Linked DNA regions of Homo sapiens: all the other regions are linked to region 2. A link is a loop called in an ENCODE intact Hi-C map of the cell type or tissue named here. Cell type or tissue: endothelial cell of umbilical vein. All regions are shown on one strand. Each heading gives the region's core, and the rest is flanking DNA. Links, peaks and the distances in the headings are about the cores only. Region 1 has its middle 11 kb from the start of SPATA13. Region 2 holds the start of LOC124903136 (a long non-coding RNA gene). Region 3 has its middle 24 kb from the start of C1QTNF9B.

Region 1 (8,365 bases), core at 2,185-7,184, 96 kb before region 2:
GTATTGTCTTAGCCTCAGTTTTCTAATCATAAAAATAGGGATAACAATAGTTCCCACCGCTCAGAGTTGATGTGAACATTAGGTGAGAACATACATAAATGTCCTCATAAGATAACACTTGTTTGATAAAGGGTGGATATTTATTTCCACTAAGCAGCTCAGTCACATTGTTAGAAGTGGCTGGGCTAGGATTCCAACCCCAAGGGATGAATTCCAAACTCCACTCTCTCACTATACCTCACCAGCCCACTTCCCAGTAATTTTTAGTGGTCATCAATCTCCATGGATATTTCAAAATGACCTCCTCTTTTAGACTCTGTTCTCCTGTGTAGATCCACATAAAGTATGTGCTCTTCATACATATGGCTTCAGAGATAAATGGAATTGCAATTGACATGGGTAGGGGATCTGTGATTATTTTACCCTAGACCTACAGTTTTCCTTGCAGCGTACCGTGGATCATTCTCTCTACCACGTGTCCTCTGTTGAAAGTGGCCTTGGCTGCCTTCACTGATTTTGTCATCTGAAGGGTGTACTTTACACATGCTGAGTCCTAAATTGTCAATGTCTTCACTTCTCTGTCATGTACTAGCAGAACCCTAGCTCTATTATTTATTCCTTGTCTACCTGACAAGAACAAGTTCCTTTTTAGGCAATGAAATGGAGTGTGAGAAGAGTGTGCTGGTGGCAGTGAGGAGGAAGTGCACAGAGTGAAGGCCAGCCACGTGGGCCACACAGCCCAAAGACAGGACTGCAGGTGGAAAATGGGGCACCCACATCAGAGGTGCCAGGACCACCAGGGCCTATTGGAAACCCTAAACATACATGAGACAGACCAGCATGACAGCTCCTTTGCCAGGCAGCTAATGTGTCTGTATGTGGACGTAATGTTTATGATGGGGAGATGCAGATGATAAAATCAGAGTAAAGAGACACCATCCACAGAGGATGCCCAAGTCCCAACTCAGAGGTCCTAAGTAGACATGAGCACAGACGTAACATAGACATTTTTCTCACACACACGCACAACACTGCTTTTGTTTTGCATGTTGACCTTTGTCACATTCAGCTACGCTGTGTATTGGGTGTACTTAAAGGTTACACGGAGGTGAAAGTCTCAATGTAAAATGTAAAAGTGAGAAAGAAAAGAAATAATCATCATTTGAGTTCTGAACATTTGAGGGAGGAGAGGAAGAGAAAGAGAGAGAGAGAGAAAGCTGCTTCAAGACCTGTCAATTCCTCCATGATAAGGACTTGGAGTGGCTCTGCATTTTGTCTCTGGCGCCTTGCTCAGAGTGACCATCCAACACAAGCCTGATGAATGAGCAGCTCATATTTGAAGAACGGGTGATGGTGAGTGACAGAGAGAGACATCTTCCACAGCAGGACTTTGAAAAGGCCATGGGCATCATTTTGCTGTGATTGAAAGCACTGGTCACACAGACGGGGATGTGGGAGCTGTGGGGCTGGAATGCTTTCATGATTTTATTCCCTCACTGGCATAGAACACCCGCTGTGCAAGACCTCACTGGGGAGGACCTCCCTGGTGGAGCTTATCAAAGAGGCGGAAGAGGAGGTCGTTACACACAATGTGACAGGATGGGTGTCAGACAGAGCTGTGAAGTAGGCACAGAGGAAAGTGGCCATGTCCTTGAGCAGGAACCACTGAGTCCCATGGCACCTGGCCTGTGCCTTGTTTGGGGCTGTGCCTTGTGCTAGAGTCAGAAAGCTTGTGTCCACCCTCATGAATGGGAGGAGTGCCCTTATAAAAGGGGCAGAGGGAGTCCCCGTGCCCCTCCCACAAAGTGAGGGCACATACAAGGCATTATCCATGCAAAAGGGTCTTCACCAGACACTGAATCTACAGGTGCCTTGATCTTGGACTTCCCAGCCTCTAAAACTGTGGGAAAATAAATATCTGCTGTCCATAAATTACTGAGTCTAAGGTATTTTGTTACAGCAGCCTGAACAGACTAAGACTGTTCAGTGTGTTCACGTATCACACTCTGCCTGTGTCTGCTGCTCCTGGAAGGCCCTGCCACCTTTAGAAAACCAGGCATTCCCTGAGAACTGAACCACATCTTCACAGCTTTATGCCTTTCTCTCCCTTTGCAGCCCTCATCCTGGGCAATATCAATTCACTAGTGTTAGCTAAATTAATCAAGCATCTATACTGCTTAGTACTGTTAAAGACTATGCAGCTGGTAAAAATGGTAAAGTCTATTAAATACCTAGTATGTGCCAGGTTCTGTTCTAAGCATTTTACATGTTTTACTCATTTAATCCTCACAATAACCCTAAATGGTAGGAACTGCTAATATTACCATTTTACAGATAAGGAAGCTGAGCCCTCTCTGGTAGGTTGGTGATGTACCCACAGCTGGTGTTTGAACTTGGACAGTTGAGTTCCAGACCCAACACTCTTAAAAAAAAGGAAAAAAAACTCCAGTAATGGACATCTATTCATAATTTGAAATGTTTATTACAAAACCCTGACAGAGACAGGACTTTCATGTATATAACTGGGTATTTTCATTCTCTGTCAAATAAGTTGGTTGTAAATGATGAAACATTCAATATTACAGCCATTATTATTGTCTAGTGCATGGTTACTAACAGCCAGGCACTGTGTTGCATATTTCACTTCATCATTAAAACCAGGGAGAGTTTATCATTATTTTCATTTTACAAATGGGGAAACTGAGCCAGGAGTTAAACAAATGGTTCCGGGTCCTCAGCCCCATGTGTTTGACAGAGCAAGGATTCAGACCAAGATCTGCCTGTCTTTCAAAGTCCTGATGTAACCTGAATGCTGAAGGACGCATGCCCACAATCACAGCACAGATAGCTCAGCACTGCGGGAGGAAGCATCTGGGTCTGAGGGCCATCTCCTGGATTCTGTCTCCAGAACTGTGTGATTTGGGGCAAGCCTCTTAATCTGTGTGAATCTCAATGTTATCATCTGTAAAATTATGAGGATTATGAATCTTCGCAGGATTCCTGTAGGAATGGATTAAAATATGCAAAGACCCCAGACAGGGACTTGTCAACTCTTTAGTGGGGGTTTTGTAATGCCTAACTTTATGCATCAATTTGGCTGGGCCATGGCGCCCAGTCAAACAGCATCTAGACAGCAAACACATCTAAACAGCAGTCTCCGTGTGGCTGTGAAGGTATTTTTAGGTGATACTAACAGCTAAGTCACTAGACTTGAGTAAAGGAGAGAGTCCTCTGCCATGTGGGTGGGCCTTGTCCAATCAGGGGACAGTCATAGGAGAGAAGATGTGGGTTCCCTGAGGAAGAAGGACTTCGGCCTCAAGACTGCAACACAAAAGCCTGCCTGAATCCCCAGCCTGCTGTGGCCTGCCTTGCCCTGTGGATTCTGGACCCAAGACTTCAACATCAACTTTTACCTGAGTCTCCAGCCTACTGGCCTACTTACAAATTTTGGACTTGCCAGCCCTCAAATTTGTGTGCAATTCCTTAAAAAAAAAAATCAATCAATATTTATCTCTCTATACTTCCTATAGGTTTTATTTCTCTGGAGAACACTGACTAATTCAGGATGGATGGGAAGTTAGAAACAGCCTTAAAAAGGAGGTCCTGCCTGAACCAGGTCTCCCCAGAGGGCACCCATGCCAGTCGGTGACATCTCATAGGATTGGAACTCCCAGTGCTGAGATGCACTGCCATGCCACTGAGGCTGCAGGCTGCTCTCTAGGGGACTGGCAGGAGCTGTGCAGCAGTGATGCCACTTGAGAGCACTGAGGACATGCGGTGGGTGCACTGGTGCTGGGCAGGGAGAAACCCAGGGTGTTTGGAGAAGTGGAGGCTGTGGGAGGAGAGCACGGGAGACGGGCACTGTAGAGCCAATGTGTCTCAGGACAGAGGGTCTGGCCCACCATGTTCTAATGTGACTGTCCCCCATCAGTCCACCTAAGAATCTCAGCATTGCCCAGCTCCGTCTCCTCCAGGCTGCACACCTGGCCACCAGTCAGGCAGATACCAGCTTTCTGTGGGACAGTCCCCCGACTCTCCCATGCCCCACACTCTCCCTTCCCTCCCCACAGCCACCCTGTGGCACAGCAGCTCTCTCCCTCCCCGACAGCCCCTGGATGCAGGCCTTCCCATCTCTGTGTTCCTCCCCAACCACCTCCTGCTGCCCAAGAGCTCTTTCTGAAACACCCCCAACTCCTGTCAGGCCTCAGCACCCACACAACCGAGTTCAAGTTTCTTTGCATGTCATGCAAGGCCTGTGACAACCTGACCCGCAGCTCTCCAGCTCTATCCGCCCCGCAGGGCCTTTGTACAAGCCGCTCTCCCTCTGGGTTCTTCCCCACATGGGTGGGAGCTTTCCCGCCCCCATCAGCCATTTCCAGTGATTCAAATCCAAGCTTTTAGCTCCAAATTCAGGACGCTGCACTACACCACAGTGACAGAAGATCTAGGAGTGTTAGGTGGCCTCAGGGCATCTCTGATTCCTGAAAAAGTGGCAGCAGAACTCCTCTAATGAACACTAGAGTCAACCAGGGATTGTCTCTTCAGAGTCCACCCTTGGCCAGATTTGGACACAAAATTCTCACCAACAGAAAGGGAAGGTCCAGGAACAGAAGACAGGCAAAATGCCAGGGTGTTTTTCAAACTTCCGACCACAGCCCACAGTGAGATGCGTATTTCACCCCCACGATCTCACATATGAGAACATAAAGAGAATGACAAACGATGCCAACCTTTACTTCATGGGGTGTGTTCGGTGTTCTCTCTTCTCTCTTGGGTTGTTGTATTTAATTCTGGTGGAAATTTGCTAAATTCATTTCAGGACTCACTAATGAGATAAAGCCCATCACTGGAACACACTGCAGTGATCAGCAATGTGGAAAACGACCCAGTGTGATGGCAACAGGCAGGGGGCAGACAGGACGCCTCTTTCATCTGCCCCATGGCTTCTTCCTGCCCCCCTTTTGCCCACTACCTCCTTAGTCACAAATAAGTTTACCGTGACATTCAAATCCTCATTCTCCTTTGTTTGTGGACGGAGCCTACATTCCTCCAAGCCCAGTCACCAACCCTGAGTCACAGAGCCCTGCTCTCATGTGGCATGCATAGGAGAGCATTTCCTGGTATAAACAAACACTCATGGAAACCATGAATAATAAACAAGCCGCTCTACCAGAATGAACAGCAGCTCCTGTGTCCTTACTTCCCTTGTTCTACCCCTCCCTGCCTTCCTCAAGCTTTCCAGATCTCTCTGGACACACACTCATTGCTAGGACAGAATGCTCCTGTTTAGGTGTTTTACTTGTCTGATGTGTTTGGTCCATTAAGCCTTGTGTACAATGCCAACAGTTGTAGGCATAAGAAAAAGACTGAGCCAGTTCCTTGCAGAGATTCTCAACTCTTCAACCAAGTTCTCCCTCTGACTAAAAGCCTCTGGTCAACCATATTAAACTCCTAACGTATCACACTGGTTATGTGTACACCAAGGGCTTGTGTTTGATGCTTCAGGTCAGAAACTCCTGCAGGTACCCTGGGAGGCAGTGTTAAGGAGCAGAAAACTGAGATGGTTTCATTTTTCTGAGGTAATTAGGTAATACAGCACAGGGTTATACCCCAGCCTATTTATTCCAACCCTATGGCCATTTCTGCTCTGATGGGATGTATGCATTTCAGGAAAAAAAAATAAAAAAACAAAAAAGCCTTGTGTTCTGTGAAATTGTGCACAAAAGACAACGGGGCTCATGAAAGTAGGACTGAGACCCCTTGAACCCTGAGGACTTCATCACCAGAGCCCTAACAATAGTAACGATCGTAATCAAAAGACATAGGCAGTTGAAAAGGCACATTAGATTCCTAGCAAGGAACTACAACTGCAAATGCTGTGCAGGAATGTCTTTTAAAAATATGGGAAATGATATGATTCAACAATTTTACCCCTGGGTGTATGCGGAAAAGAACTGAAAGCAGGATCTTTAACAGATATTTGTACGCAACATAGTCATGGCAGCATTATTCACAAAAGCCAAAAGACAGAAACAACCCAGGTGTCCAGTGGTGGATGAATGGATTAAAAAAATGTGGTGTATACATACAATAGAATATTAGCCTTAAAAGGAAGGAGATTCAGACACATGCTACAACATGGATGAACCTTGAGGACCTTACGCTAAATGAAATGAACCAATCACAAAAAGACCAATCCCGTACGATTCCACTGATATGAGGTATCTAGAGCGGTCAAGCTCAGAAAAGGAAAGTAGAATGGTGTCTGCCAGGGGCTAGGGGTGTGGAGGGAACGGGGAGTTAATGTTTAATGGGTACAGGGTTTCAGTTTCAGCTCTGGAGATGGATGGTGGTGTTGGTTGCACAGCAATATAAATGTACTTAATAGACTTAAACATGGTTAAGATGGTACGTTTTGTTCTGTATATTTACTACAAGTTTTTTTAAAAGGTGTGGGTGGCTTCCTGGAAGGGGCTTAACAGCTTGAGAGTTGACCCTGCTGAGATATGAAGACAAGGGCAAAATGCTCCCAGATTGAGAGCACCGAGCAATCACCACTTCCAACGGAGAAGGGAGCACACAGAAGAGAGTGGATAGACAAGCTTGGCCAGCATTAACGTGTAGGGCAGAAATTGCTATGAATCAGCACAACTTTCACATGATGGTGACACTCTGCCCCTATTTACCAGTCACCTACAAGCTAAATTACAGAAACTCACATTTAGCAAAGCAGACTACACTCACTGTCATGGCCCAGTTACTCAATACGGTCATCATTCTATCTCCTTTCCACCTTCTCTGCATCCTGTTCTGCCTAAAGTACGAGACATGCATCACACATACCACCAGGCCAATTAATCAGAGTAGTCTTCTTGAAACAATTTTAATTATAAGTGGAAAAAGCATTCCATTCTTGATGGTAAGAAAAAAATTATCTGAACAATCAGATATCATCTTCCATCCAATGCATGCTTGGAGTTATGGGCAGCGGAAAATAATAAACTCATCCAGAGGCCTATTGGGCAATGAATTTATTGACATATTTCAAGACTCGCCAAGATGTTTTCTTCTCTTTATTTCTAAGTGAAAGGCATAGTTTTTCTAGGAAAAAAAAATCATGCCTGAATGAGATTTTTTAAAAGACTGGAGCTTGTAAAATGTTCAAAATTGGTGGGGGAGGGGTGGGGCGGGGACGGATGCGGTGGTAAAGAAATCTCAGTCCATCTGGGAGATAGGATATTCCGTAGTGTGTAGAGGGCATTTGAGACTGCAGGAAGCATAGCCGACCACGATGGAAAATGCTTTAGACACAAAGGTATATACTAATTAAATGTATAACATAATCATGGCATTCACATATCTCTAACCTGTGACAAGTAAGAGAAGTATTGGCATTTTTTTTAAATTGCTGTGCATTTCCATTTCCTTAGTGCCCTGTAAAAGAACATTTTAGAGGTTATTTATAGCCTACTTTCCTCTGTGTTAATTATCATACAGGTTTATGTATTATTTCTTATCTATGTAGATAAGATTATAGAGTACTTAGTTATGTATCGCCCTAGCAATTTTAGTTACCAATTCCTATCTTTAAATGAAAGCCAACGAATTTCTTGCAGGCCTGCCTGCATGGAAGCAGCTAACGATCACAAGGGTACTCGGTGATCTGGCCTGGCCGCAGGGAGAGGAGTTGAAATTGGAGGACTAACTGTATCTGGCTTACAGAGTCTGACCTCCCTTTCACAATGGGAACAGCCTTGTCAGTGAAGCTGGAGTGCCCCGATTTAATTGGCTTCAGTCCCTGAAGCTGATCTATGAATTAGGCTGGCTTTGCCAATGGGATCAAGATACTCAAAGTCTGTTGACTGAGACTCCCTCTATCCTAAATAGAAAGTGGATAGGTGCTGCCTAAAATACCATTTCTCCTGTGTATCATCCTCCCCTCCTGCTTAATCAGCAAAGATTCCCAAATCCAAATTCTTCCTGGCTGCCAAAGCTCTCCAGAGAGGGACCTTGTGCTACCTGTTCAGTCCAAGTGTCTGCCACTCCTCACCACATTCAGCTGCAGACAGATTGGCCCCCGCAGTCTATGCCTGTTGACTTGGTCGGGAGTGCTCGTCCCCCTTCTTTCTCACATATGGAATAGGCTCCTTCCCTCCATCAGCATAGAGCTCTCTCTCCTCCAAGCCCCAGCTGTGCTCTGTCTCCGCCGTGAAGTCTTGGCCAATGCTGTCCACAAGGATGTTTTTCCTGTCTTAGTCTCCTTCACGCCCTCCTAGCAGCATCACCAATTTGAAAATTAGCCGTTCTCTATTTATTGATCATGCACAATTCTCTCCACCTGAGCTATGTTTCCACTGCCTCAGCC
Region 2 (8,365 bases), core at 2,243-7,242:
GAGTCTCACATGTGTGAGCTGTTCCTTTGTCCCGTATACAGTAATCACCCAAGGCAAAAACTCTAAAGCTTTTCCATTTTGCCTCAATTTTCTCAGTCATAAAATGGAGATATCAGAATTCCCTGCTGAAGGGATTACGGTGAGCATTAAATGAGTTGATATAATTAAGGGGGTTTAAACAGTGACTGAATCAGGTGAGTGAGTTTTCTATTACCATTGTTAATCTAATCTGATACCCAGATAACAATATCACGTAGAGAGTTTTCAACACTAGAATCCTTCCTTCCACTTACGATCAAAAGACGTCATCCTATGTAAGCTTTCTGGGTTTGGTTTCATGGCCAGCAATAACTAAATTTATGTAGCCTCATAATTATGTAAAGGTAAATAAATACAAAGACATAACACTCCAATGTGGGATCAGGTGTGGGGCCACAGCATGGCCAGATGGGAGCTCATCTTGCGTTGGGTGTATTAAGCAGGAATGACACTGCCAGGCTTGAATTTGGCCATGAACATCTCCTTTCTGCATCCCATGGTCCACTGCCACAGCATCCTTGGAGTGAAGATATAATAACGTGGAGTTAGGGCAGCGTGGGGAGGAGTTTCCACACCAGCTGCTGAAATCAAAAGAGAGGAGGGGAATCTGGAGTCTCTCTTAGCCTGACCTCCTCTCACTAGTCCTCCCTGGACCTCCAAGGGGAAGGCTGGGCTCTGTACCTCCCCTCCCACCTGACTGCAGTGTTGGTTTAGGGTCAAGGTGCTCAGAGACCAGAGAAAAGATCACACATATATACGGTGTGGCAATTCCAAAAGGCCAGGCTTGCCCGTCTTCAGGAAGTAACATTTCTTATGACGGTTGGAGGTTGGGGATAGGGGTAGGGTGGAGAGAAAACAAAGAAGTAGAGTTTATGCCCCAACAAGGTAAATCAAATTCCCAGCCCTGCACCAGTCCTTTCAGTGCCTTTGGTCATAAGACATTCATGCAGAACATCCCACATCACCCAGTCCCATATGGATGCAGTCACAGGACTCAGAAAATGCCCTGTCAACACTGGCTTCCCTGAGGGGCTCCATTTAATAGCATCAGAAAACCACCTCACTAGAAGTGAACTGAAGAGACCCCTCTGCAGATAGAGGGGGAAAATTCAGGACTTTGTCAAGAGGACCGACAGCTGCAGTGGGAGTGCAAAGCGCCACAGGCCGAGAAGTGGCCGAGATTAAGAAGTTCCATTTCCCAACATCACACTCCGGGGACTGTTGTGGGGTTGGGGGGAGGGGGGAGGGATAGCTTTAGGAGATATACTTAATGTTAAATGGCGAGTTAGTGGGTGCAGCGCACCAGCATGGCACATGTATACATATGTAACAAACCTGCACATTGTGCACATGTACCCTAAAACTTAAAGTGTAATAATAATAAAATTTTTTAAAAAAAGAAAAAAAAAAAAGAAAGAGCCAGACGCTATGAAAGAAAGAGAGAGAGAGAGAGAGAGAGAGAGAAAGAAAACAGCCACAGATGTGTCTGTGGCTCGAGTTTTTCCCAGAAACGCCCTAAAGCTGGCCTAATAAATCTCCATTCATTGAAAAAAAAAAAAAAAGAAGTTCCATTTCCCCTTGCCCTGTCAAGGATAAGGAAGGCCACTCCCTTTTTATGTGCAGGACGATGTGAGGGGCAGAATTGGACCTGTGGCCCGATCAGCTTGGAAATCTTATCAGACACGCACAGCAACGTACTTGTCTTTTCTTCATTCCTCTCCCAAAAAACAAAGCCACCAAAAGAGACAGCCTTCTATGTATCATGTATTCACAGCTAAGAAGGCAGGGCCATCCGAAGAAGCCATCCCTTCCATTCACTCAACATATATCCATGCATATATATTCCCTCCTATGTGCTAGACACTGTGCTGGGCTCTGTGGGTGCAGCAGTAGGCAATTCACACAACATGGAATTTACATTGCAGAAGAGAAGAAACAGTCAAACATATAATTAACAGTGACACTTAGGACAGAAGGACAGAGGTCCATGGGAGCATGTAAGGTGAGCATCTAATCCATCATATGTCTTGTATGGAAATGGAATAACAAGCCTAAAGGTAAGTTTATCCTTTTGCTACTTGAAAAGCCGAAATGCAGATCTACGTGGTTAACCAGATGTGTAACCTTTGCCTGTCCACCCCTTTCCAAAACTTCCAAAGCATCTCTAAATGGGTCCTAATGCACTTGAAGGTGGACATATAGTAGATATTCACTGAGGCTGTTCTGGACACTTTGTTCTATTCCTTCATCACTTCTAGTTTTAACTTTTCCTATTTATTCATTTGATACAAACTGACTCACTTCCTCTATTCAACTGTTTCAACATCTGTGAAATTCTGAGGGGTGCCCTTCATCCCATCTTTCTATCATAACCATGAGCTCTACCATTTTAGAGGACTTTTCATGGAGAAATGTGTTGGCTCCTTCCATCCATAAAGCCTGTTGTTAACATACTCTCCAAGTCACTTGAACCACTGATGCTAATATGGAATATCCTCATGTCTCCTTGCATCACAAACATCCAAAACCACTTTCCATAAAAAGGCACGGCATTGCCAACGCCATTTGTCTAATGTAGCGTGGTCACTTTATTCTGGACCCGTGCGGTGGTGGATTGGACTCCTCGGCCAATGAGAGCAGATTTCCACAGAGCCCACTTGGCTTAGAATTAGGACATCCAAGAATATTCAGAGTTGGAAAGTAATTTTGAGATTGTCTATTCCATCTTTATTATTGGTCAAGGAGAACACTGAGGACCTAGGAAAGTGGGTGGCTTAGCCAAAGGCACCTGGCGAGTAAAGTCCCACAGCACCTGAGAGCTGGTATTGGAACCCTTGTTCTCGAATACTTCTGTTTCCTGCCACCATCCCAGAATCCCTGCAGCCTAGCACTGTGCCTGGTAGAGCAACACACAAAACATGGTTTCTCAGTGAATGCATGGTTACTAAAGGTGCTTCGGGCACTGTTCTAAGACCTCTGCATGTTTTAACTCATTTACTCTCCCTACCAGTTCAGTAAGGTAGGTCCTGTTACCATCCTCCATCTCCCTAGGCAGACAGAAATTAAGATATTTGCCTAAGAAAACACAGATAGAAAAGGACAAGGTCGAGATTTGAACCCAGGCATGCTGATTGCATCTGGGATCTTACACGATGCACTGTACCCGCAATGAAAGGATGAATACATAACATCTATAACACTGAAGGAGAAGGAGAGGACTGGGGAAGCAATTTAAGAACAACAACAAGATAGAAACTGATGTCATTTAAGTGTATAAGATTTTCACAAAGACACATGCTTTGTAACAAATATGCACATGAATTGCAGGCTGATCGCTCTGTGCCATATATGTAAAGCGTACAACCTTCAGGCTGCTGGAGGCTGTAGGCTTGCTCAGAATGTAAAATATGACAGGGCACAACATTGGCATATAAAGTTTGAATTACAGCAGCTGGCATTATATTGTTTATAAAAATTGAATTATGAGTGTAAAATAATAGTCATAATAACCAGCTTCTGAAAGGTAGCTAGCTAAATTGACTTAATGTTTAAATGCTGGGACATATGATCACAAGAAGTGAGCGCTGTTATTGTATGATCTGTCACACAATTTTTTTTTAGAAGAGGTTACACTTCATAAGTGACTGAATTCATTTTTCCAGTTTAAAAAATGAATATTCTCCATTTTATATACAAGTGAAAAATGCATATCCTCCTTAACCTTTTCTCCTGTGAGGTAGTATTAAACCTGTACACACTGGTTAAGAACCATCATAAATTAACGGTGCGCTACTATTATTATATTTCACATATTTTCTCTTCTGTACTCTTTAGAGTTCTATTAAATGCATTTTAAAAGTTCTTAGAGTTTGTGTTTTGGGGGTAACTATGAATTGCTGCTACATGTCAAAGTTAATTTAAACTAAAAATGCGTATCTGGTTTGCACATTAGACAGCTAAGCTTACAATATGGTCCTTGCAGTGTCATACAATTTCCCCTAACACTAAATTGGAAAGTTATCTCTGGGCATGCTGCTATTTCTAATGCCACCACTGCCACTGCCAGTAGTAGCCTTAGTGATGGCTTCTTGGAAATCTCCCACTTGGATACTTGGACAGAGCTAATTTCGTTAAACTTCACATTCATCTATCTAAGATGGCTGCAGATGGATTTGCAGTTCTCTTTAAATCCACCCTGAAAGATTTCTTCCCTTTTCCTGGCTAAATGAACCAGTGGTCTCACACTGCATAGTTGCTGTGGGGTGTGATGGGAACTCCGGGCTTCTGGCCTTGGAAGTGGCAGACGAGGGATCTCTCATGGTGTCCTTGACCTGACTCCTCTTTGTGGGCTTCTTCACCTCCTCCTCCATGCTGCCCTCTCCATGGTTCACGGTGGCCCTGAGCACAGGGTGCCTGTTCTTCAGAGTGTCCCCGCAGGGCAGAGCTGTCCAGGAGCCTCCGTCACCCCAACGACACAGAGGCAGCTGTGGCTCTCTCATTTTTACAGACTCTCTATGCCTCAAGCACATAGACACCCCATAATAACACTTCCTTTGTGAGTTCACTAATGTTTGGAAAATCCCTTGTGAATTCCTACTTCATGGCATTAACAAGAATCCATTCCTGAAAATGTGAATGGTTCTGTTGGTTTCAAACAGCCATCAAGAAAACTAAGGGGTTGTTTTGGTGTCTTAAAATTCTTGTCTGAGTCTCAGTGGCTGAGACAGCAGCCCCAAAATCATACAGAAGTGAAACCCAAACATTGCCTTCCTCACGTCAGCAGATTCCAAGGACGACAGGATGGAGCCCCAGGTGTCTTAGACAGCTCAGCCCCAAAGTGGGTGCTCCTGGGACATCTAGTGGCCATAGAGAAAAATACTCCCACCGTGGGCCCAGGTGGCAAGGGAAGTCTATAAGGGTGCTTAGATACCAAGTGCATTCAACCTCCCCACTTCTAGCCAGGTAAGAAAGCTGAGATCCCAGGTAAGAACGGCTTGCTCAATTTCACATCTCCAATAGGAGGTGTTGGTACTTACTTCTCGTAGATCATTTCTACCCGAATTTTGTTATGCAGGAACTCCACGTGAATCAGCCATGGAATGAGTGGTTGAGAAGTTTTAGCGGCCTAGAGTTCACTAGATATTTGCATCAAATGCAGTGATTTTCCGAATTCTATTACACATTCCTTTGTGGATCACAGCACTGAGGCCGAATCCTAGCTCTGAAACTCTATGCTAACTTACCTCCTGCAAGACCTTTCCTGAATTCCACGATTATAAAATGCAAGTACACAAAAATGTTCTTGCTGCTCAGATACTTGATGCTTTATATCTAAAACAAGAATGTCACGGAGAAAAACAAGTTTGTGTTCTAGGTACGGATAGGTCTCAGAAAATTGAAACAAAACAATAAAAGAGAATTCCTATTTTTCAGCCCAAAGAGCAGCAGGAGAGAAGAGAAAATCCAAGAGAATTGGGAATTAGAGCTGTTATGCAAGGTAGAGAAAGGAAAAATCAAAAGCCAAGGTTCCCAGTCCCAAAATATCCCTGCAGGAAGCTAAGTGAAACAATTTTCCACAGAAAGCATGAGACATGTAGTATAAATAATGTGGTGGGCAGGGCACAGTGGCGGGGAGGATCCCCTGGCGGCAGGGGGAAGTGCTGCACGGGCCCCTGAGCTGCTGGCTGCCTCCCGCCACAGGAACGCAGTCGTGGGTCCAAGGCCAGGATGCTGAATATTTATATTCTGTTTATAAAATATGCCTTTTATTGAGAAATTTAGACACACTCTACTGTGTCCAAAGAGTCCTTAAACTCACATCCTTTCCATTTTCCATGTTCTCTTGTCACCAGGCCAGTATCCACAGCCTGGCTTTCATCTGGAAACGGGAGGGTGAGGAGAGGTGCTGTGGTGGAGATTCCTCACAACTGCCCAGAACATTAATGTCTCACATCATGGGTTTAAAAGAAAAAAAAAAACATATATTTCTTTTTATCAATAGTTAGAACCCTGAATGAAAGTGTTGGTCATTCTGAATTTTCTAAAATTTATTTTTATTTTTTAAATAATAGTTTGTTGTTGTTGTTCTTGTTTGTAGCGATGGGATCTCGTTAACGCTGCTCAGCCTGACCTCAAACTCCTGGCCTCAAGCAATCCTCTGGCCTCAGCCTCTCAAATTGCTGGGATTATAATCCTGAGCCACTGCACCAGGCCTATTCAGAATTCTAATATGCAACTGATTCTTAGTGATAACCAAGAAATAAAGACTTGGAGCTCAAATTGTGCCCGAGGCCTGCGATTCTTGAGAACCGTGCTTCCTCCTCCCTTTCTTCCATTTGGAATTGCGTTAAGCACAGAGACCCGAGGAGCCTGGACACAGCACAGGATGCTGGTGTAAGAAGCCAAACCCTGCGTCCAAACACAGGGACTCCTCACCAGCTGGTAGGGCTTCAGTGCACGCAGAGGAAGCCAAAGGACTGGCAAGGTGCACAGATGAGGTGGGAGGACCAGAGCCAGGACGTCTGAACCTGGTGAGGAGCTGCAGGGGTGGGCCGGGGCTGAGGAGGAGGAACAGGTGCCGGGGAACTCCTAGGACCCCAGGCTGGCGGCCACTGCCTCCTCTGTCCCTTGGGCATCTCCCTCTGCCCTGCCCTGGAGAACATAACTCTTAGCAGGCTCTTGCAGCCTAGACTTTTGATAGCACTGCTGCCTCTGACTCCAATCGCTACCACTTCCCCCCTAAAGCTCCCACCTCTGAAGATTCGCCTCATATCATCTCCTCTGTGTAATCTCTTCTCAGCTTCCCCTTGCCCCTAAGTCCCCACCCCTCCATCCCCAAACAGGGAGCATTGTCTCCGCTGGCTCCACTCTACTAGACCAGCAGGGAGACGGAGGAAGCATTTACTCCCTGGCTTCCTTCTATGGACCACCCACTGGGCATAATCTCCTCCCCTAAGGGTTGGGTGTGCATGAGTATGTCCCAAGTGCCATCGCCCAGGCAGGTGCAAGGATGTGTGAAACTGGAGGCGAGAGCCTGGCAGGCTGTACCTGGTGTGGCTGAAAGGAGATAGGGAGGGATGCCAGGCAGTCCTTAAGAGGACCTGGGGAAGATTCATCTTCAACCCCAGACAAGGGTCATTCACCTGAAATGCCAGGACCAGGAAGTCCTGCCGGCTGCAGGCACAGCATGTCCAACGTGATTGGAAATCACTTCCTGCTGTTCATGTCCTCTTGGAAGGTCAGGTGGCCACTGCAACAAGGTATGTGCTGCGTGGAGACTGGGGAGCAGAACTAGGGTCTCCAAAAACTTCAGGAGGCTAGCCCCAGCAGTGCTCACTTGGAGTTCATTTGCTCAGTGACATTCATAAAAGGTGGGGGAAATCCGGAGAAGGAAAGAGGTGCTCCCACAGCTACCCAGCTGGTGGATGGCAGATATGGGTCTATAGCCTGCTTAGCTCACAGTACACTCACCTGCAAAAACAGCTGGAAAACCCTCAGGTAACACAACTCAGATATTTTAGTACTGAAGTCAGCAAATAGCACATTCTTTTGAGAAGTGGGTAAGGCCTCCCAGGACAGTAAAGCTGCACCAGTTTAGGATGCTTGCCCCTTTATTTGGGTGTCTGAGTGTTACACAAATGACTGCCACTACCACACGTGGTGGGTGGCATGAGGCACCTTGGCCATAAAGTCCTGCCAGCGCGGGAGTCACAGACCATGCTCGTCAGCATTATGCATGGTGCCTGCACTTGGAGCAAGACAAAGGCAAGTTTTAGAAAATGCCTCCACATCCCTGCATTGGAACTTCTGGCTGAGGCACAGCACAGAAAATGCCTTCGCCTCTTGTGGATTCTTGTCCAGGGCTGAGACCTGGCCAGCTGCCATGCTGTGTCCTGGGTGCTGCTCCAGCCACATGCCAGCTGGGTCCCTCCTCCTTTCCTGTCTGTGTGCCTGACCAGGGACAGTGGCCCCTAAGCTATGGCTCCTGGGTCTCGAATCCTATACAGCATGAGGCAGCCCATCCGTGCTGTTTTTGTTTTGTGTTGATGCTCTCCTCTTATAACAAGGATATCTGATTTCTTGTGAGGATGAGTCAAGCGGGGAAATTTGGCTCCGGAAACTGACTCGTCAGCATTATCAGATTTCAAGGAACTAGAGTGCATTAAAGATTTTAGTCTTTTGTTACCAACTAAAAATCAACTTTCTATTTTTTAATATCTATTATACTTAACAGTTTCTCATAAATTCATGGCCATTATCAATACTGTGACTTCCCCAGATGGTTCAGAAAGAATCTGAAAGGCCTGGCATGGTGGCTCACACTTGT
Region 3 (8,365 bases), core at 1,493-6,492, 130 kb after region 2:
GGCTGGGTGACAGAGTAAGACCCTGTATCCAGAAATAAATAAATAAATTTCCCTCTAGTCAAAAAATGACCAAACATTAGACAAATATCTTAAACTGGGTCAAGCATAGTTGAACTATATTTCTTTTACTTACCAACTCTACAATTAGTGTAGTTTGTTGTTGTTAGATTCATCTTGAGATCCCCAGAAATTGATTCTTAATATGAGTGAAATCACATGACTGGACTGGAAGGTTCCTGGCACATCTCCGGGGGAGATGGGGACACTGTGTGGCTTTATGGAATTCTGGGTAGAAATAATGTAATTGATTGTTTGGTTGTAATTGCTATTTAAAGACTCTTGATAACTTTGCCGTCTTAGTCATCAATCATTCAAGTGATGGCAACATATAAAGACATAAGGGAACTTATTTTTAAAATTCAAATCATTGTTTGATTTAACTATTTAAAAACTTGAGTAATTGGCTAGCAATAGATATATTTTACAAAAATTGAAACTAAAATGCTGTAGGTGACAATCACAATTAAGGATGTACTGTTAGGTAAGGAAATGACAAAATTTTAACTTAAAAAATCTATTTAGTGCTATATGTTTACTTAATTCATAAAAGTATTTATTTTGGATTCCTTTAAATAATAGACATCCGTATGTGGTTAAATGTTTGGATGTCAATCATTCACTTACGATTAGGGGTGGAAAACTGAGGCTGGCACTGGAAAACAAAAATATTATGAACCAAAGTAAAATCAATTAGAAAGCCAAAGCATCTCAAAGTCTGTCTTTAGTTATCAAACAATAATATTCCATTTCTAAAATTTAGCTTTAATGCAGCTTTTAAAGAAATTGAAAATGTGTCAGTTACAATAAATGTTACATTTACTGAATAAAAGTTAACAAATGTTTATCTCTTGAAAATGAGAGCTCCAGGGACTGAAAAAAACTATAAAACTTTTATTTGCTTTCTTTATCAATACAAATTATTATAACTTTTACTTACCACGCCTAAGTCAATGAAACAACTCAGTATTTCACCAAATTAAAAACAAGAATTATATCGTAAAGATGAAATGCAAAGGAAAAAGGTAATATAACTAACCTTGAATCAGTAGTTCTTCACGCCATTTTTTGAAGTCAGTAGGCTTGAGGTAGGGATGACTAAGTCTTCCCTTGGAGTAATTTTTCCCTTAAGACCTAACCTATTATTAAGATTTCTAGGTCTGGCGTGGTGGCTCACACCTGTAATCCCAGCACTTTTGGGAAGCTGAGGTGGGTGGATTGCTTGAGCTCAGGAGTTCAAGACCAGTCTGGGCATCATGGTGAAACCCTGTCCCTACCAAACATACAAAAACTAGCTGAGCATGGTGGCACACACCTGTGGTTCCCACAACTCAGGAGGCTGAAGTAGGAGAATCTCTGGAGCCCGGGAAGTCAAGGCTGCAGTGAGCCAAGATTGAGCCACTGCACTCCAGCCTGGGTGACACAGCGAGACCGTTTCTAAAACAAAAACAGAAACAAAAATCCTTGAGTGTCCAACACAAGATGACTGTAGGACTAACCCAGTAGGATGAGTCTGAAAAAAGCTCTGGTCCACTCTTTCTCTACCTTCTCTACCAGATGTCTGGTACTGGCCTCTGCTTGCCTCTCATGAGTTCTGTGAAGATTGCAAAAGATAAGTGTAAGTAAAATTTTTTATTAAATAGTGTTTTAACACCAAAAATATGTCAGAGCTTGTCTACTGTATGCGATTGTAGTTTTAAAATTGTTCTAAAGAAATGCACAACGTGCAGGTTTGTTGCATATGTATACATGTGCCATGTTGGTGTGCTGCCCCCATTAACTCATCATTTACAATAGGTATTTCTATTAATGCCATCCTTCCCCCCTCCCTGCACCCCAGTGCGTGATGTTCCCCACCCTGTGTCCAAGTGTTCTCGTTGTTCAGTTCCCACCTATGAGTGAGAACATGCGGTGTTTGGTTTTCTGTCCTTGCGATAGTTTGCTCAGAATGATGGTTTCCAGCTTCATCCATGTCCCTACAAAGGACATGAACTCATCCTTTTTTATGGCTGCATACTATTCCATGGTGTTAAAGTATTATAATAATAATAAAAAAAAGAAGTACATGTATTTCTAGGAGGATTTCTAAGAAACAAGTACTTCCAACAAATTAGGGAAAAAGAAAAATTGCTGTTTTTGATTACTTGCTGACATCACAATATTTTGGCTATACTGTGTTACAAAATTGGTGTTACCTATTTATTTTTAATTTTTATAACGTGGCTCCTAGAACATTTAAAGTCATATATGTGGCTTCTGCTGTTCAAATTACTTTTTTACTGGTCTAGACCTTTTTTTTATTTTAACCACATATCCACCTAGGTGTTCCACTTGCATCTCTATCTCAGAAAATCTCAAGCCAGTTTCTCTCTTTCTCCAAATACACTTTTTCCATATCTTATTTTCTCAAGACAGAAGCCAAAACCATTGCTCCCACCCCCAAATGCCTAGTGAATACTATTGATTTTGTCTCCACAATCTCTTGATTCCAGTAGTTTCCCTCCAGATCTACTGACCTGTCCTAGCTGAGGCGTACACTCTTTCTTCCTGGATTATTGCACCATCCTCCTATATGAAATCCTTGAATTCAGTCTCACTCTCTCAAACCAGAGTAGCTGTTTTCTAAAGGAAATCTTATTTCCTCATCTTCCTGCTTGAAATGTCTCAGTTCCTTCCCATCTAGCTTAGTGTGACACAATTGTGCCCCAGTCTGGCTCTGGTCTACTTGCCCAGTTTTATTTACTATCTCTCCATAACAGGTGCCCTAAATTCTAGCCACACCAACGGCTTTCAGTGCTCTGAATGCGTCCCTCCATGCCTGGGTACTTTAGCCATGCTTTTCCCCAGTCAGACATTGTAGGCTGGGCACCTTCCAAGGCAAATCTTAGGCCCCACTTCAAACACTTCAATGGCCATGACTCAGGGGCTCTTCCAGGAGCCATGCAGATTACTCTCAGATTCCCCATACTCCATGCATGTCATACATCTCTATTCAATGCAACACCATGCTGAATTAGAATTGCCGATTTTAAGATGGTCACTGTTTCAGATGCATTTTGACACTCTTAAAAGTGACTGATACTGAGCAGGTCTTGACTGGATAAATCCCTCAATCTTTTCTCCCGGCCCTATCACCTTGCCTACATTTTTCTCTTGCCTGAGTCTTAACAGGTAACACTTGCTGCCTTCTGGAATGGCTCTGCTGATAAGATTCTTGGGGATGCCATTTAGAAATACTTGCATTTAAAGAGTATGTGGGATGATGAATATGTTAATTTACTTGACTACAATAACCATTTCACTATGTATAAATATGTCAATATATCATGTTTTACTTCTTAAATATATGTAATTAATAAACCAAGACTTTTTTAAAAGCCAGAAATGATTGTGTTTAGGAAACCAATTTAGATATTTTAAAAATTAGCCCTCAAAGACGTTTTCAAGTATTTTTTTTCAGCACCCTTGTACAAGTCACTCATTACCTGGGAAAAATTAAGCATTTGACATTGAGGAATAATTCAGAGCAACAATTTTAGAGAAGAATGAGAGAGCTGAGCTGGTAATCAAAAAGAACTAAAGCCATCTTCAAAGGCAGTTAGCTCCTAGCATTGTAACCACAGCACCAGAGGTGGGGCCTGCCCTCTGTCTTGCACACATCCCCCTCAGGCTGAGCAAGGTGTTATTTTTAACTACTTTGTGAATTACAATTCCCCTCATGCCTATGTTAATCATTCCCCATTTCACAAGGATGCCCTTCTGTAATGAAAAAACTGTACAGGATAGTTTGTCTCAAGGCGCCCTCTAGTGGTAATACCAGAGATCACAATCAAAGAAAGTTAATTTACCGAGTGCCAGAATGTGCCAAGAGTAATAATAGTACTTGACTTTTTAAAAAATAAAACTGTCTTTATTCACAAATTACTTTATTGAATAACTAGGAAATCCAATCGACAACAAGAACAATACAAACTTCTGGAACAAATAAGTGAGTTTAGCAAGGTCTCAAAATACAAGATTAATATACAAAAGCCCATTTCTTTCCTATATGTCAATAAAGAGCAATTCGAATTTGAAATTTTAAAAAATACAGTTTACAATAGCATCAAAAAATAATGAGGTATTTACAATTATACATGTAACAAAATACATACAGGATATATATGTGAAAAACTACAAAACACTGATGAATCAGAATATTTAAATACATGGAGAGAGAGTTCATGTTCGTATATTGGAAGACAATTTTTTAAAATAATTTCAACTTGTGTTTTAGATTCAGGGAGCCCACGTGCAGGTTTGTTACGTGGCTGTATTGCATGATGCTGAGGTTTGCATTGTGATTGATTCCATCACCCAGGTACTAAGCATAGCACCCAAGAGTTAGTTTTTCACACATTGCCCACTTCTTGCCCTCTGCCATTTAGTAGTCCCCAGTGTTTATTATTGCCACCTTTATGTCTATGAGTACCCAATGTTTAGCTGCCACTTACAAGTAAGAGCATGCAGTATTTAGTTTTCTGTTAATTTTATGTTAATTTGCTTAGGATAATGGCATCCAGCTGCATCCATGTTGCTGCAAGAAAACATGATTTCATTCTTTTTTATGGCCATAGTGTATATGTACCACATTTTCTTTATCCAGTTCACCATTGATGGGCACCTAGGTTTATTCCATGTCTTTGCTATTGTGAAACGTGCTGCCATGAACATAGGAGTGCATATGTCTTTTTGGAAGAATGGTTTATTTTCTTTTGTATATATACTCAGTAATGGAATTGCTGGGTTGAATGCTAGTTCTAAGTTTTTTGAGAAATCTTCAAACAGCTTTCTATAGTGGCTGAACTAAATTACACTCCCACCAGCAGTGTATAAGCATTCCCTTTTCTCTACCGCCTTGCCAGCATCTGTCATTTTTTGACTTTTTAATAATAGCCATCCTGATGATATCTCACCATGGTTTCGATTTGCATTTCTCTGATGATTAATGAGGTTGAGTATTTTTTTTTCATATGTTTGTTGGCCACCCTGTGTCTTTTTTGAGAACTGTCTCTTTACATCTTTTGCCCACTTTTTAATGGGGTCATTTGCTTTTTGCTTGTTGAATTGTTTAGGCTCCTTATAGATTCTGGATATTAGACCTTTTTCAGATGCATAGTTTGCAAATATTTTATCCCATTTTGTAGGTTGTGCGTTTACAGTGTTGATAGTTTATTTTGCTGTGCAGAAGCTCTTTAGTTTAATTAGGTTCCACTTGTCAATTTTTGTTTCTGTTTCAAATGTTTTGAGGACTCCAAATTCTTTCTTAAGGCCAATGTATAGAATGGTATTTTCTAGGTTTTCTCCTAGGACTCTTATAGTTTGAAATCTTACATTTAAATCTTTAATCCATCTTGAGTTAATGTTTGTATATGGTATAAGCTAAGGGGGTCCAGTTTCATTCTTCTGCACATGGCTAGCCAGTTATGCCAGCACCTTTTATTGAATAGGAAGTCTTTTCCCCATTATTTATTTTTGTCTAATCTGTTGTAGATCAGATGATTAGAGGTGTGCATCTTTATTTCTTGGGTCTCTATACTGTTCCAGTGGTCTATGTGTCTATTTTTGTGCCGGTATCATGTTGTTCTGGTTAATGTAGCCTGATAGGATATAGTACAAAGTCGGGTCATGTAATGCCTTAAACTTTGTTCTTTTTGCTTAGGACTTCTTCGGCTATATGGGCTCTTTCTCGGTTCCATATGAGGATTAGAACAGTTTTTTCCTAATTCTGTGAAAAATGGCATTGGTAGTTTGATAGAAATAGCATTGAACTTATAGATTGTTTTGGGCAATAGTGATTCTTCCAATCCATGAGCATGAATGTTTTCCCATTTATTTGTGTCATCTCTGATTTCTTTCAGCAATGTTTTGTAGTTCTCTTAGTAGAGATATTAACTTCCTCAGTTAGATGTATTCCTAAGTATTTTTTAATGGACATCGTAAATGGGATTGCATTCTTGATTTGGCTCTGAGCTTGAATGTTACTGGTATATATAAATGCTACTAATTTTTGTACATTGATTTTGTATCCTGAAACTTTGCTGAAATTAAAATCATTGAACAGTTCCAGGAGCCTTTTAGCAGAGTCTTCAGGGTTCTCTAGGTATAGAATCATATCATCAGTGAAGAGAGTTTGACTTCCTCTTTTCCTATATGGATGCCTTTAATTTCTTTCTCTTGCCTGATTGCTCTGGCTAGGACTTACAGTACTATGTTGAATAGGAGTGGTGAGAGATGATATCCTTGTCTTACTCTCAAGGGGAATGCTTCCAGCTTTTGCCCATTCAGCATGATGATGGCTATAAGTCTGTCATAGATAGCTCTTAATATTTTGAGGTTTGTTCCTTTGATGTCTAGATTGTTGAGGGGTTTTATCATGAAAGCATGTTGGATTGTATCAAAAGCTTTGTCCACATCTATGGAGATAAACTGTGGTTTCTTGTTTTAATCCTGTTTATGTGGTGAATCACATTTATTGATTAACATTTGTTGAACTAACCTTGCACCTCAGGAATACAGCCTACTTGATCATGGAGAATTAACTTCTTGATTTGCTGCTGCATTCATTAGTATTTGTTTGAGGATTTTTGCATCTATGTTCATCAGGGATATTGACCTGTAGTTTTCTTGTATAGCTATGTCTTTGCAAGATTTTGGTAACAGGATGACACTGTCTTTGTAGATTGATTTAGGGAGGAGTCCCACCTCCTTGATTTTTTTGGGATTAGGTTCAGCAGAATTGGCACCAGCTCTTCTTTGTACATCTGGTAGAATTCAGCTGTGAATCCGTCAAGTTTGTGGCTTTTTTTGGTTGGAGTTTTTAAGTTTTTTAAATTACTGATTCAATTATGGAACTCAATATTGGTTTGTTCAGGGTTTCAATTTCTTCCTGATTCAGTCTTAGGAGGTTGTGGGTTCCCAGGAATGTACCCATTTCCTGTAGATTTTTTAGTTTGTTTGCATAGAGGTATTCATAATCGTTGCTGAGAATCTTTTGCATTTCTGTGGGATTGGTTGTAATGTCATCTTTGTCATTTCTGATTGTGCTGGTTTGGATCTTCTTTTTCTGTTTGTTCAGCTAGCTGGTTGTCTGTTGATTTTCTATCCTTTCAAAGACCCAACTTGTGGTTTCATTAATTATTTGTATGGATTTTTGGGTTTCCATTTGCATTCAGTTTTGCTCTTCTTTCTTTTCTTCTGGTAGCTTTGGGGCTAGTTTGTTCTTATTTTCCTAGTTCCTCTAGGTGTGATGTTCAATTGTTAATTTGAGATCTTTCTAACTTTTTGATGTAGGTATTTAGGGCTACAAACTTTCCTCTTAATACTGCTTTTGCTGTATCCCACTGATTTTGGTATATTGTGTCTTTGTTATAATTTATTGCATGGATTTTTTTTTTATTTCTGCCTTAATTTTGTTGTTTACCCAAAAGTCATTCAGGAGCAGGTTTTTTCATTTTCATATAATCATGTAGTTTTGAGAGATTATCTTGGTACTAATTTCTATTTTTATTCCATTGTGATCAGAAAGTATCATTGGCATGATTTGTATTTTTCTAATTTATTGAGACTTCCTTTATGACCAAAAATGTGGTTGATCTTGGAGAATGTTCTGTGTGCAGAAAAGAAACATGTATATTCTGGGGTTGATGAACTGAGTACTCTGTAGATGTCTATTAGGTTCGGTTGATCAGGTGTACAATTTTGGTCTAGAATTTGTTAGTTTCCTGCCTTGATGATCTAATGCTGTCAGTGGGGTGTTGAAGTCCTCCACTATTGATTATGTGGCTGTACAAGTCTTTTTGTAGGTCTAGAACTTCTCATTTTATGAATGTGGGTGCTCCAGTGTTGGGTGCATATACATTTAGAACAGTTAAGTCTCCTTGTTGAATTAAACCTTTTATCATTATGTAATGCCTTTTTTTGTCCTTTCTTACTGCTGTTGTTTTAAAGTCTGTTTTATCTAAGAATCATCACCCCTGCTCTTTTTGGTGTTCTGTTTGCATAATAGCTCTTTCACCAACCCTTTACTTCAAGCCTATGGGTGTCATTATGTGTGAGACGGATCTCTTGAAGACAACAAAGAGATGGGTCTCGATTTTTTTTTATCCAATTTGCTACACTGTGCCTTTTAAATGGAGGCATTTGGACTGTTGATATTAAAGGTTAATATTGATATGTGAAGTTTTGGTCCTATAGTAAAGTTGATAGCTGGTTGCTATGTAGTTTTTATTGCATGGTTACTTTATAGGGTCTGTGAGCTACGTAAATT

What was found. Hi-C counts contacts between places; a loop is a spot of excess contacts. Peaks named below come from ENCODE experiments on the same cell type or tissue, not always from the same donor. Only the 100,000 strongest peaks of a DNase experiment are listed, where the experiment ranks them.
Region 1: it touches region 2 in a loop (11-fold over the local background); 13 of 110 quality-filtered maps call a loop at or near these places.
Region 3: a loop joins it to region 2, with 6 times the contacts of the local background. A loop is called at or near these places in 5 of 110 quality-filtered maps.

What each region holds. Positions count from the first base shown.
Region 1 is chr13:24,145,683-24,154,047 of GRCh38, reverse strand. It overlaps a transcript of SPATA13 not described here. Among named protein-coding and RNA genes, the nearest start is that of SPATA13, 11 kb to the left of the region's middle. RefSeq lists an enhancer at 3,925-4,601. In endothelial cell of umbilical vein, for the core only: no CTCF peak of the experiment used is centred there; a DNase peak (open chromatin) is centred at 5,067; H3K27ac peaks cover 2,054 bases.
Region 2 is chr13:24,050,144-24,058,508 of GRCh38, reverse strand. It overlaps LOC124903136 (a long non-coding RNA gene), which reads left to right and starts at 4,954. Exons shown (of 2, transcript XR_007063723.1): 1 at 4,954-5,001; 2 at 6,137-6,323. It also overlaps a transcript of SPATA13 not described here. In endothelial cell of umbilical vein, for the core only: a CTCF peak has its summit at 4,900 (motif pointing left); a DNase peak (open chromatin) is centred at 4,878.
Region 3 is chr13:23,917,060-23,925,424 of GRCh38, reverse strand. It overlaps the pseudogene ANKRD20A19P. Among named protein-coding and RNA genes, the nearest start is that of C1QTNF9B, 24 kb to the right of the region's middle. In endothelial cell of umbilical vein, for the core only: a CTCF peak has its summit at 3,865 (motif pointing left); DNase peaks (open chromatin) are centred at 2,894 and 3,854; H3K27ac peaks cover 1,508 bases; H3K27me3 peaks cover 261 bases.